Regions from separate parts of the Homo sapiens genome. Here region 1 is linked to region 2. Evidence: chromatin contacts called from ENCODE Hi-C data. All regions are on one chromosome and are shown on one strand. The core of a region is the stretch at or near the end of the contact, and the rest is flanking DNA. Distances in the headings are between cores, read along the strand shown. Region 1 overlaps SIPA1L1 (signal induced proliferation associated 1 like 1). Region 2 overlaps PCNX1 (pecanex 1).

Evidence for each region. A loop is a pair of places that touch in the nucleus more often than their neighbours do.
Region 1: a map with no recorded cell type shows a loop between it and region 2 (4-fold over the local background). The contact joins two enhancer-like sites. A Hi-C loop is called at or near these places in 1 of 37 single-sample maps with no recorded cell type.

The regions. Positions count from the first base shown.
Region 1 is chr14:71,723,535-71,731,004 of GRCh38, forward strand. It overlaps SIPA1L1 (signal induced proliferation associated 1 like 1), which reads left to right. Exons shown (of 24, transcript NM_001386936.1): 18 at 113-352; 19 at 1,136-1,301; 20 at 6,521-6,767. Among named protein-coding and RNA genes, the nearest start is that of RGS6, 210 kb to the right of the region's middle. Within about 2 kb of position 2,702, at least 4 of the 41 ENCODE cell types and tissues checked have a DNase peak (open chromatin) inside an H3K27ac peak, as active enhancers do.
Region 2 is chr14:70,915,128-70,922,112 of GRCh38, forward strand. The region is part of intron 1 of PCNX1 (pecanex 1); the gene reads left to right. Among named protein-coding and RNA genes, the nearest start is that of PCNX1, 11 kb to the left of the region's middle. Within about 2 kb of position 4,849, at least 5 of the 41 ENCODE cell types and tissues checked have a DNase peak (open chromatin) inside an H3K27ac peak, as active enhancers do.

The sequences.
Region 1 (7,470 bases), core at 1,452-3,951, 810 kb after region 2:
CATGAAAAATTCACTGTTGTTCAACCCAGCCATCACCCGTACCCCGGACAGCACTTTTATAGCTGACATAATGATCCTGAGATACACATGTCTTTGCCCTGCTTCTCCTCAGTACCATGAGCTCCCGACACTCTGCCAGCCCAGTGGTTTTCACCAGTGCCCGGAGTTCACCTAAAGAAGAGCTTCATCCAGCTGCCCCCTCACAGCTCGCACCATCCTTCTCCTCCTCTTCCTCCTCCTCCTCTGGTCCTAGGAGTTTTTACCCTCGCCAGGGCGCTACTAGCAAGTACCTGATTGGATGGAAAAAACCCGAAGGAACCATAAACTCCGTGGGATTTATGGACACGAGAAAGTAAGAGTTACTTTCCTTCCCTTGCTGGTGGCTTGCTTTTAACAGGACAGAGAATAGAAAAGCTTGGCGTGATCTCTTACAACAAAAGAGGCCGGGCTAGGGGGTTGGCAGGAGTTGGTCTGTTGGTGGGATTATGATTTTTTTTCCTAAGTAATATTTTCTTAAATTATTTCTCTGCCTCATTCCTTAAATAAGATTTATTGCAAAATGTTAGGATTTGAGAATCTTAGATCTTGAAAAGAGTGTGTTTGAAGGATACACTTCAGAATAATTGCCCCTCTGGTGCTAAGACCATACTAGTCCCTTTGATTATATTAATCACAGCCTTCCTGTGTAATTCTTAACTAGGCCAGTAGGCACCAGAGGGAATATTACAAAGTGAGTGAGTACCCCTGAAAATAAAGGACTTTTTGACAAGGTAGTACATCAAAAAATTAAATGATTCATTCAATTATTTTGTTTTCGTTTGTGCAAAGGTTGCATTTTGGATGTATACCCTGTGGTCGTTTAGTAAATCTGTTGCTAATTTTGGCTTAGTAAAACTAATAGCTTTATTTAAAAGAGTGACTTATTCATCAGATTTTATTTTGTGTTTCAAATTGGTTTTGTTTCTTCAGTAAGCGTTTATATGAGTAGATTCGCATATAAACAGAAGTAATTATCTGTTTCTCCACATAATATTTCTCTATTGACTTATATTGACTTACATCCTTTAGAGCCCATCATGCCCTTGAGCCAGCCTTGTTGAGTTGGTATCTATCATCTCTTCCCTTTTTTGTCCAGGCGTCATCAGAGCGATGGCAATGAAATAGCCCACACCAGGCTGCGTGCCTCAACCAGAGACCTCCGGGCATCTCCTAAGCCAACCTCCAAGTCCACCATTGAAGAAGATCTAAAGAAACTAATTGATCTTGAAAGCCCAACTCCTGAATCACAGAAGAGTTTTAAGGTACAAGACAGAGCTCAGGGTAGATGGCAATTAGAAACAAGCCAGACATGATGGGGCTATTAACCATAGTCACACTTTCCAGAAAGTGTTGGTTACTGGCTGCTCTTCACTAAGTCTCACTTCCTGCTATCATCCCATTTCCCTGATAACTGGTCCACAGTGTTTGACAGTGCTCTGTCCCTGCAGCCACATCTCATTAGTCATGGTTTCTATTACCTGGTCCTACCCCTACAGCTGTTTATTCTTCTGCTGTGTCCTGCTCAGAGTGCATGATTCCCTGAACATCACTTAGGTGATATGACTTCTTGGAAACTGTGCAGAGACACCTGTGGCTCCTATGGAAAGCTAGAACGTTTTCCATAAGGGTTTTACTGTCTTCTGTCCAGAGGGTCCTCGTCTTCTCAGAAATGGCCCCATTTGCTCCTGACCCTGTCTGGCAAACCTACTGGCCATATATGGTATTCTCTTCACTCAGAGAAACTGCCTGATAGACAGTCGCTCTCATTGCCACACCCCCAAAAGTAAATGTACAGCTGCTGCTTCAATCCAGCAATCTAAGTCTACCCACACACCTTCAGAACTTTCCAAACTCTCTTGACTTCATAAAGCCTTCTATTTTATGCTCAGAATTCCAGACTGTAAATGTCTTCTCTAAAACCCAGTCTCTCTGCACCAAGTCCTGAATACCTGTCCAGTGTGTACGTTTTTGTGTTGTCCAGACCTTTATGTGACCACATGGAAAGGTTTGTGTACTCGTCTCAGCTTGTAAGACCTTTGGAAACTCACTTAAGGCTCTCTCCTTTCTTGTTCTATAAAGTGTGGAGTCTCACGCCCCCGGGGATTGGAATGGGTGTTTATTGAGCTGGGCCTGAAGTTACGTCACTCTGAGTATAGGTATTTCTGTCTGAGGTCTTCTGGGTCTCCTAGGAGAAGGGAGTGCACCCCCAGAAAGGTCATGGCTGCAAACTTTGAAGTCTTCTGTTCTCTAGGTTCTTAGGTGGATGATTTGTAGTCTATTTGAAGAGACTAGAAAGCTTTAAGAAGAACCTTGAGAATTGAATTGATTGAAATGGAAGCTAGAATATTTCCTAAACCACACACCAGCTTCAGACTGTGATCAGAGTGCAAGAGGCATGGCGGGTGGAGCAGCTGTGTGGGGCTGCCGCCCTCAGGCTTCCCTAGCACCATGCTAGCGTGTGTGTGCGTGTGCATGCATCTCCCCAGATAGGCCAGATAAACCCCCTAAACCTAAAAAATCAACATTCATAGGAACTGAATGTACCCCCAAGGACCACTTTAGAGTTTTGTCGAGAAATAAATGATTTGTTAACATGATTTATGTTAATAAATCATTGTACAGATGTAGCCATTCTTGATTTCTGTAATTTCCGTCTCATAAGCCAGCACTTAACAGTTCTGACTCATCATTCAGGGCACAAATGGTTTCCTTAGCAACCTTGCGAAAGACAGTGCTTGAAACTTCTTTCTTTATCCATCAAAACCCAAAGAGGTATATTAAAATGTTCAAGTACCAGTTCAAAATAAAAATTATTTCAGATTTTTCCTTTGAGGTTAAAGGGAAATAAAACCTGCCCTGAAGGGAGTTTTTCTTCCAACTCCTAGTTTAACATTTTTGGCAAGAGGCAAGCTCAGAGCCTTCATTCTTTTGATTTACTTATGCAGTAGAAATAATTGAAGGCAAATGTCTGATTTTGTCCTTATTCCAGGTCTTGGCTTTTATTTCCAAAATGAATTACTTTAGCATTCCTATTTGAAACAGGAGTGTGCTTTCTTTATGTTGTGACTGTATTACTGTGAGACTCCGCGAAGAAAGTGCTTCTGCTGGCTAAACCATCACAGTGAGAAGGCTGTAAGCAGGAACTGGGAATAGGCCCAGGTTTTCTCTCTCCAGTTTCATCTTATTTGAGCAGGTTTAGTTTCAGATGAGTTCAGCTTAGTAGCTCCCTTTGTCTTCTGAGAGTCGTCATCTGAATGATGGAGGCTCTGCTGTGTCAGTAAGGCTGGCATGCCCTTGAGAGGTCTTCCAGGCCACTCCTGGCTCAAGGCTCTGAGTCACTGCCTCAGGCTTCAGGATACTAGGTGTCATGGCCAGCTTTGGGCTGTGACACTCCAAAGCCACTCATGTGCCACATTGATTTTCCTGGATAGCCAGTGCTACCTATGAGTTTTTGTTAATATTGAGTGGCAGGGTCACTCCCAGGCTCATTTGTCAGCAGAGCAAGGACCTCAAGAACAGTGGCAGAGCTACAGCACTCTAAGAAACCTCACTGGCAAGCAGAGATAGGATAACGTTATTTTCCCCAAGGGTGGCATACAGTCTGACAAGTGAACAGACAGTAGTGCCAGTGCTCTCAGGTATATACCAAAGGAGGTGGCTTCGTGTGGCTCCAGTATTTAGGAAGAGTTTCTTGTGAGTGCAGGTGACACATGTCACTAATAGCCAGGGGCACTGAAAAGAATGAGAGAACAGGAGACTGGCATGAAACAAAACGCCACCTCTCCAGGCCCCATTCCTCAACTGTGAGATAGAGGACCAGAGGAGATCAGTGGTGCCCAACCAGTCTTAAAGCTCAGGAAGCCTTTTTTTTTTTTTTTTAAATCACACATGGAACCCCATTATATAGAATTCAGACAGTAGAGTTTCTCTTATGGGAGGGATGGGATGGTCTGGACTCCTGGGTCCCACTTGAACCTCTCCGTAGCAGTGGTGCTATAAGGAACCCTTAGGGCCTCCTTGGAGCACAAGTTAGAACCAGCCCCCTTCTCGAATGTCCTCTGAAATCCCTTCCAGGTGTGATCCCACTTCCAGTGCCATCCCACTCCACTGCGATTCTTTCCCAAGGGCTGGCAGCACCAGGCAGCGCTCCTGGGCAATCCCAGGTACAACCTGCAAGGCAGGCAGGGGCTGCTCTTGGGAAGCAGTTAGTTCTGCACACCTTTAAGACTGGAGTTAAAGAGGATGGGGCAAGGGGCCATCTCAACATTCTTGGACAAGGCTGGGTTCTCCTACCTTTTAATGAGCAGAACGCCTTCGGGGTAGGTTGCTTCCTCTGCTTCCTGCCCTGCCTCCCTTCACTGCAGGGTGTTTTAACTTTTCATAGGGCACCCTGCTTAAAGAAGCTCTTCAAGGTAGCTGTTCATGGCCTTGAAGCATATTAACATTTCCCAAAGAGGCTGAAACTAGAATTGGCGGAGGGTTTCACACCTGTAAAACCATCAGGCTGGGGATACTGGAAAAGGAAATCCCTTTACTAAAACCAGGGGTGCTGAAAACTATTTAGCAGCAGTTTTTTCATACAGAAATCTGAGATCTGACCTGGCAGGCAGGAGCCTTATGTGATAGTCCTAGAACCTTGCAGGTGGAGATGTTTTATTTGGTTTTATTTTTTAATCTGGTTTTATTTTTTAAGAAAATTACAGTTAGCAAGCCATATAATGGCTCTAATGCTCACTCTTCTCCACAAAAAGAGAAGGGAAATTATCACTTTCATTCCAAGTTCTCTCTCTCAAAGCATTTATCACAGCAATTTAGTTTCTAGACAAGTACATACGTACCTTGGATTTAATTCATCAGGAATTTTTTTAAAGTGAGAATAATTTTTACCCAGTTGGTCACATCTTGGGTGTATTCACAATGTGTTTGATTCATAATCTTTTGGTATTTATGCAGCAGCTGTGCATACCACATTGAGGGTAGCCTGGACCTGATTCACCCCTGGCTTGTTGAGCGGAAGCATGCTAGGCCCTGTGTATCCACTGTATTTCTGGGTCTGTAATCAGCCCACTAAATGGAGCATTTGCTAAATCATTCTCTCTCTGCCCCTTCAGAGTGTCATGGGAAGTCCCAGGGTGGCTTTCAACCAGCAGTGACACCCTCCTCACATCTTCACCTGTTCTCCACATCATTTTCCCTATCGAGGCAGACAGTGGCCTAAGAGCAAATGAATAAGGATAACTTTATTGTTCACGGGTCAAATGCTCTGTTGCCTTTCAGGTTGCTATTTTTAAGGTATCTGCTGTTCTCAGTGAAGAGATACTCAGAAGCTTGCTATTTGCAGAAAAAATCTCAAGTAAAATCAAATTTGGTCACAGAGGCAAAAGATAAGAGATACATCTGGAACTATTTGTCATGTATATTTAAATATATAATTATTTGTCATTTAGAAAGCTGACTTCCCTATTCTTTCTTTATTTTTTGAGACAGAGTCTCACTCTCTTGCCCAGGCTGGAGTGCAGTGGTGCAGTCATGGCTCACAGCAACCTCTGCCTCCCAGGTTCAAGCGATTCTCCTGTCTCAGCCTCCTGAGTAGCTGGGATTACAGGCGTGCACCACCACGGCTGGGTAATTTTTGTATTTTTAGTAGAGACGGGGTTTCACCATGTTGGCCAGGCTGGTCTCAAACTCCTGACCTCAAGTGATCTGCCCACCTCGGCCTCCCAAAGTGCTGGGATTACAGGCATGAGCCACCGCGCCCAGCCTACCCTATTCTTATTTCATGAATAGAAATGCATCTTCAAAAAATGAATTTTCTCCAAAACTCATGAAATTTATCTACCTCGATAGGTTCAGTTGGTGTAAGTTAGTAGTTAATCAAGAGCTACCTGCTATGTGAGTTAAAATATTTTGATGATCAAATACCCTTGTTGCCCAGCAAGCATGTTATCATCCGACAAGCTTGTCAGGATACCCTCTTGGCACTGTGGCTCTCTCTTCCCCCAGGGGCCATAACACCATTTCATCATGCCACTGACACCTGCCATTGTGCTCAGTCCAGCGTTTTGTTTAATCCCTGTGGTAATCCTGAGAGGTTTTGTGCTCCCGTTGTACAAATGAGGAATTAGACTCAGAGAGATTGTATGATTTGGTCAGAGACACAGGATTCAAATAAAACCCACATTTGTCTGATCCTAAAGTCTTGTTTTTAACCACACACGATCTTGATAGGTCCACTTAATCACATACCTGAATCACATAGGGAGCACTGATAGACTGCAGGCAGCATGCCAGGCTAAGGAATAATGACCAGGAATTCTTGGGTTAGCTCCTTGAGGTTGTAGAAATAGACAATGAGCCCTGAAGCTTCCTTGCTAGGGGTGTGTCTGGAGCAGTAACTTGGTTATCCCACCCTCCCCCAACCTTGGTCTCAGGGATCTGAACCAGAAAATTGACTTTCTTTTGTCTTGATCCTGTTTTTCAGTTCCACGCACTCTCCTCTCCTCAGTCTCCTTTCCCCAGCACCCCCACCTCACGGCGGGCCTTGCACAGAACACTGTCGGACGAGAGCATTTACAATAGCCAGAGGGAGCACTTTTTCACCTCCAGGGCGTCACTTCTGGACCAAGCCCTGCCCAACGACGTCCTCTTCAGTAGCACGTACCCTTCTCTCCCCAAGTCGCTCCCGTTGAGGAGGCCTTCTTACACCTTAGGAATGAAATCGCTGCATGGTAAGTGGTCTTTCAGCTGCAGCCTGGATGGCCCTGTTGATGATGGTCAGTGTCCCCAGACGTGGCTGCCACTCATGTGCTCAGAGAGGGGTCCTGTATCCATGCTCAGATGGTCTCAGCTCACCCGCCCCTTCCTCATTTGCCCTCTCTCTCCTGTAATCCCAGACCACCATAGTCACCTGGGTTGCTTGCTAGAAATAACAGATTCCCACACTGGACCCAAGACCTCCTGAGTTTGAATCTCCAAAAGAATAGTCTGGGAATTGGTATTCTTAGCAACCATGCCAGCTGCTGTTATGATTGAGCAAATTTGGCTAGCACTAGATTAGTTAGTTCTTAGAGAGTGGTATCCACTGCTTCCTGTAGCTACCATAAGAACCCAGACTTGCCATTGCTGTCATTCTTTCCCAGGCTGTAAGGAAATTGCCTGTGGTGTCAACCACTCATTTGTTGACTCATTGATTTCTTCGTGCAGTGAGCAGGCAAGCATTATGTAAGGAAAAGGTTTGTGGATGATGGGTACCTCCATGTTCTTGCACCTGGTCCACATATGCCTTGTTTGCTTTGTGACCCAACTAGATCCCAGTTTTATTAAGGGCCACTTTCTGGCACTCGGGATTTAAATTTGGTTTTTCCCTTTTTCCTGTCTCTGTCCCACCCCATTCCAGGGCTCTACACCTCCCCTCATAGCTGTGGCCCAGCA
Region 2 (6,985 bases), core at 3,599-6,098:
TCCTTTGTATGACTGTGCTACAGTTTGCTCACCTTTATCCATTCCCGTGTAGATGAGCAGCTAGGCTCTTCCCAGTTTTTGGCTACTATATGTAAAGATGCCAACATGAGGATAGGTTTTATCAGAACTCAAAGACACTGGAAAACTTTACGGAATCTCAAAACCCTTTTCTCTTTCCAAATAAGACCATGTTTTAATTTAAAAATCTTTTTGTTCAGCTGTTCTGATTTATTTGTCTAAATCAGAAATTATAGATAAGTAAAAAGAAAATACAGCCATTGGTAATTCCATCACCCCTGTCTGTAGAACATTTTAGTAACCAAAATATATTTGGAGTTTTAAATACTACTTTGATTACAAAAATGGGCTCATAGAATTCATACTGTTTTCAAGTCTCCTATTTTCACTTTAAATTATGAGTGTTTCCATGGGTTGGGGGTAAGTGGCTTTTTAATAGCTCTGCAGTAGATCATATGTGTTACAGTTTAATCATTTACCTCTTACTGGTTATGTAAGTCATTTCCAGGTTTTAGCTATTTAGAAAACAGTAGGGTGAATACTCTTGTAGTTAAATATTTGTACTAGTATTTTGTATAAATTCCTAAAAATAGACTTGTTGGATTATCTTCTTTGATAAATACTCATTTTACAAATACTGAGTGAATCTTTATATTGAGAGAGAATATAAATATGAGAATGAGAAATGGGTAGATAATGCAGGGTTCCTGGAATACAAAATAGGATTGTGGTCCAGAAAGCACATGTGTTAAAGGATTATCCTCAGAGCAGGAAGGAAGGAGGCAAGGATGAAGGGATAAAGGATGAAGGATGAAGGGATAAATCATGGAGGAAGGGATAAACAGTTCATGGGAAAAGTTGAGGTTCATCTTTTATGATTTATGTAATCTCCTTAGAGGACAAAGTGAGTGTGTTCTGTTGAGAGTGAAAGAGGAGGTGAAGAGGATATTTAAGGTTTGAGGGAGATCCCCCAAATGTGACATGCTATTCTTACTTTTGGTAAGTGGAAAAGTGAACTATCAAGGGATGGTAGGATTGTTGAACAATTTTGAAGGTATCTTTGAGATTGGAGAACATGAATTCAGAGTGTCGAAGAGGAATGTTCAGGAGAGAAATCTGGGGTAAAATTTACTTGCAAGTTATCAGCATGTAGATCTTCTGGGAAGAAAGTTTATCTCATTAAAAAGAAAATGGCCTTGGACAGAATTCCAAGGCCTAAACAGCATTTAGAAATCAGCAAAGGAAGACAGAGTTGTAAAATGAAGACGAAAAAAGAGCCAGGGAAAGAGAGTACAGGCGTACCTTGGAGATATTGCAAGTTTGGTTCCAGATCACTGCGATAAAGCGAATATTGCAATAAAATGAGTCACAAATTTTGTGGTTTTCCAGTGCATATAAAAGTTATATTTACATTATGCTGTAGTCTGTTAAGTGTGCGGTACCATTGTGTCTAAAAATACAATGTATATACCTTAATTAAAAAATACATTATTGCTTAAAAATATGCCAAGGATTATCTGAACCTTCGGCGAGTTGTCATTTTTTTGCTGGTGAAGGGTCTTGCCTAAGTGTTGTTGACAGACCAGGGGGTGACTGTTGAAGGTTGAGGTGGCTGTGGCAATTTCTTAAAATAAGACAACAATGAAGTTTGCAGCATCAATTGACTCTTCTTTTCATGAAAGATTTATCTGTACGTGTAATGCTGCTTGATAGCGTTTTACCCACAGTAAAACTTCTTTCAAAATTAGAGTCAGCTGTCTCAAATCCTGTTACTGCTTTGTCAGCTAAGTTGATGTAATATTCTAGATCTTTTGTTGTCATTTCAACAGTGTTCACAGCGTCTTCGCCAGGAGCAAATTGGATCTCAGGAAATCACTCTCTCTGCTCACCCATAAGAAGCAACTCCTCATCTTTTCAAGTTGTGTCATGAGATTACAGCAATCCAGTCACATCTTCAGGCTCTACTTCCAATTCTAGTTCTCTTTTTGTTTTCACCACATCTGTGGGATTTCCTCCACTGAAGTCTTAAACCCCTCAAAGTTATCCATGAGGGTTGGAATAAACTTCTTCCAAACACCTTGTCAATGTTAATATTTCTACCTCCCATGAATCATGTATGTTCTTAATGGCATCTAGAATGGTGAGACCTTTCCAGAAGGTTCTCAGTTTACTTCATCCAGATCCATCAGAGGAATCACTGTCTGACAGCCTTATGAAATGTATTTCTTAAATACTAAGACTTGATAGTCAAAATTACTCCTTGATCCATGGGGCTGGAGAATAGATGTTGTGTTAGCAGGCATGAAAACAACATTAATTTTCTTCTATGTCTCCATCAGAGCTCTTGGATAACTAGGTACCATGTCAAGGAGCAGTAGTATTTTGAAAGGAATCTTTTTTTCAGACCAGTAGGTCTCAAAGATGGGGTTAAAATATTTAGTAAACCATGCTGTAAACAGATGTGATGTCTTCTGGGCTTTATTGTTCCATTTATAGAACACAGGCAGAATAAATTTGGAATAATTCTTAAGGGCTCTTGGATTTTTGGAATGGCCAATGAGCATTGACTTTAACTTACAGTCACCAGTTGCATTAGACACTAGCAAAAGAGTCAGCCTGTCTTTTGAAGCTTTAAAGCCAGATATTGACTTAACCTTCTCTGGCTATGAAAGGCCTAGATGGCATATTCTTCCAGAAGGTTGTTTTATCTACACCAAAAATCTGTTGTTTGGTGTAGCCACCATCAGTGATCTTAGATCTTCTGGATAACTTGCTGCAGCTTCTACATCGGCACTTGTTGCTTCATGTAAACTTTTATGTTATGGCAACAGCTTTAACCTCATGAACCAACTTCTGCTAGAGTCAAATTTTCTTCAGCTTCCTCACCTCTTAGCCTTCATAGAATTGAAGAGAGTTGGGGCCTTGCTGTGGATTAGGCTTTTGGCTTAATTAAGGGAATGTTGTGGCTGGTTTGATCTTCTATTCAGACCACTCAAACTTTCTCCATATCAGCAATGTTATTCATTTGTGTGTTCACTGGAGTAGCACTTGTAATATTCTTCAAGAACTTTTCCTTTGCATTCAGAACTTGACTTTTGGTGCATGAGGATTAGCTTTCTACCTGTCTTGGCTTTTGATGTGCCTTTCTCACTAAATTTAATCATTTCCAGCTTTTTGTTTAAAGTGAGAGAAACGTGACTCTTCCTTTCACTTGAACACTCTTTACTATCGTCTGTGGGCAAGGTTGATGGTACTCCCATCAACAAATCTTTGATTTTACTATTTTATTTTAGAATTTACACTATTGTAATTCTAAAATAGTAAAATCAAAGATTACTGATTACAGATCACTGTAACAGATATAGTAAAGAAAAAGTATGAAATATTGAAGAGTTACCAAAATGTGACACACAGACAAAGTGAGCACATGCTGTTGGAAAAATGGTGCTGATAGAGACATGCTCCACAGAGGTGTCACAGCTTTTCAGTTTGTACAAAATGCAGTATCTGTGAAGCACCATAAAGCTAAGCACAACATAAGATCTGCCTGCATTTTGCAGAGGAGAATGGTTAAAAATGCCAAATTTTCTTCTAGGACTAGGTAGTGCTAATTTAAATCTCTGTCAACAGTATTGAGAGTACTTGTTTTCCCACTCTCACATAACACTTTTCCAAAACAGGGTGTTACTGTTATCAATTTCTTATTCAATGGAGTGTTCGTTTGTTGGTGGTTTTTTGGTTTTTTTTTTTTTTTTAGACAAAGTCTTTTTCATCGCCCAGGCTGGAGTACAGTGGTGTGATAATAACTCCCTTCAGCTTCAAACTCATAGGCTCAGTGGATCCTCCTGTCTCAGCTTTCTGAGTAGCTGGGACTGCAGGCCTGTGCCACCACAACTAGCTACTTTTTAAAATTTTTTTGTTGAGGCGGGGGTCTTGGTATGTTGCCCAGGCTGGTCTCAAACTCCTGGCCTCAAATGATCATTCTGCCTCAGCCTCCAGAGTCACTGGGATTACGGGCATGAGCCACTGCACCCGACTCAATGGACTATTTAATGAAACATCCAGTAATAAGTATCAGTAATATTTTGTCCTTGACAGTAGACAGAATTTTTCTTGAAGTATTTTTTAAATTTCAACTTTTTTAGTCCAAATTAAGGATGCATACTGCACTAACATATTGCATAAGAAATTTGATCTGATTTTTCCTATTCTTTGTAATTAATTTTCACAGCAAGCAACTGACAAGCAGAAATGTTTCTTTGAGAGAGACTGAGTGCCTCCTTCTGTTATCTGAGTTAAATGATTTTCCTGTGTCTCTTAGGAAAGCTGGAGGGGCTAAGAATTTTTTGGCAGGTGAGTTGAGACACCTGAGAGTAATAACACTAGAATAGCACAGACTAATAATATGGAGAAGAGAAGATTACAACAAACGTTCTATAGAGTTGATTGCTGTTGACTTCTTTAGCATATAGATGAACTTTACTAAATCCATATAGATGAACTTTACTAAATACTATAGATGAAATAAGTAGCTACTGATTCTGGTTCCTCTGGTTTCTCTGCTCCCCCCCCCCCCCCCCCCCCACCAAATAGGAGATGCTTTATTTGGTAGAATTGTAAAACAGTTCAGAGTTCTTCTTTTATCCCTGGAACCTGAGCAGTTGCATCTTTTATAACTTGCACTGTCAGTGCTAGTTGCTTTGTGTTACAAGAAAGAAAAGAAAACTTAGGGAAAAGGAAGTCATTTCCTTTGAGGTTTTAAGGGGGAAAAAAAAGTTGCATTCTGTAGAGCTTTGAACGAGCCAAATAGAACCCTGAGCGCCAACTGCCCTGAGAACAGGCAGGAAGATTAATCACAACTTTGAGAAGCTTGAATCACGTGTCTGGCTGTTTTCCTTTTCCTACCCCTCCTCACTCCTTGTTTGAGTGTTGTCTAGACATATACTCAACAGATCTAATTATTGCAGTTGTCATCTTTAAAACTTTACATTTTGTTATAATTTTAGATTTACAGACAAGTTGCAAAGATGGAGTTCCTGTATACCCTTCACCCAGTGTCCTCTAATACTAAAATGTTACATAACCATGGTTTCAAAAAATTAGAAATTAACATTAGTGCAATGCTATTAATGGACTATACACTTTATTTGGATTTCATCAGTTGTACTTTTTCTGTTTCAAGATCCTTCAGTCCAGGCCACTGTGTTGCATTTAGTATCATCTTTACTATGGCTTTCTTCTTTTCCCCTCACAGGCTAGAATTCTGTTCTTTGAGGATGTATACAATTTGTCAAATGTATCTTATGAGAAAAATTTGCAAAAGGTTTTACATCTATGATAGATACATTTCAGATGGACAAAAGAGAGGGAGAGTATTCTGAATATTTTTGAATAACCTAATACAGGCTAACCATTAACCTATATTAGGCTATTTTAAAACTGAGGTATTTTACATATGACAAATTTCGTAAAATGAAATAATTCCAAGATGAAAAAGACTAGAGCTCATTTATGACAGTATGGACACCTGTCTCTTGGCTCTCTGTATAATGCTGTTTTTACTAATTTATAAATTGAGGCTATGAGACAAGTACACAGCCATATTATAAGGTAGAATATGACTAATGCCTTGTGTGTCATAAAGTGCTCAGGAATTGGAAGGAGGATGTAATTATTTCCTAGAATGCTTTATGCAGAGGATATTCATACATTCAGAACCTTCACTGTGTGCTGGGTGCTGTGGTAGGCCTTATGGTGGGACCTTTATGAGGTTATTTGTGCTGGAATAGTGTTTCCATAATCTTCCCACTGGGCAAATTAATCTTTGTTCTGGGGAAAAGATTGTTCCTTAAAAGAATGTATGTTCTTGGATGTAGTGTTTTGCTCTGCTTAAGTATTCTAATTTATCTAACACATTAAGGGTTTCTCAGTGAGTTATTTTTTAGCTTCTGAGAATATTATTTATAACATTCTTGGTATGTATCTGGAATGGTTAAAAGAAATGATATAAAAACAAACAATTCAGAAAACCTAAATAAACCAATTTCATTTTCACTCAGCAGTATTTATGCCACAAATATACATTACACGTAATTTCCACAAGCCTCACAGACCCTCATGACCCTCATGACAAAACTGAAATGAACTTGGATGGGGAATAAAGAGGAATTTTGGGTTGTTTTTGGCATTTTACTAATGAAATCCTCAATTTCATATGTATTTGATTTATATATCAAGCAGTCCTCCCATCTGAGTCTCCTGAGTAGCTAGGACTACAGGTGTGAACCAACATGCCAGGCTAATTTTTGAATTTTTGTAGAGATAAGATCTGCCTATGTTGCCCAGGCTGGTAAAGATATTTTCAAAGTGAGAATAAAGATAGCTAATCTTAACAAAAATATGCTTTGTTACCAAAAATCTTACTTTACTCCCTTAATGTCACAGTATTGAATATTGAAGAATACCAGGATGTGTTATTGAAAAATATACTTAAAATACTTTAAATATACTTGAAGTGATCTTTTTTCAATTTCTGTATATGAAGATTTTCAAATGTATAAGAAAATTGAAAGAATGCTTCATCTAGATTCCACTATTATGAACCTTTTTGAAAAATCACATTTGTTTCAACTATATAAAGATGCATGGTATTTATCTGTACATACTCTGTCTCTCTTACACACATATCTGACTCAATTGACAGTATGTTGCAAACATTATGACACATCACCCCCTAAATGCTTCAGGCAATATTTTTAATTTGTCTATTGGTACATTTGGAGGGGGAGTTGTTTTTCAAAATATATGTCGGGATAGGTGATTCTGATGGCCATTCCAAGTTAACAGTCACTGTGCTGGGAGGTCTGTTATTTGTGAATGCCTGAAAACATCTTATTATTTCCTACTTAGGTTTTAGTTTAACTCATCTCCCTTTTTCAGCACTGAAGAAATTGCTGAGTAACTGATT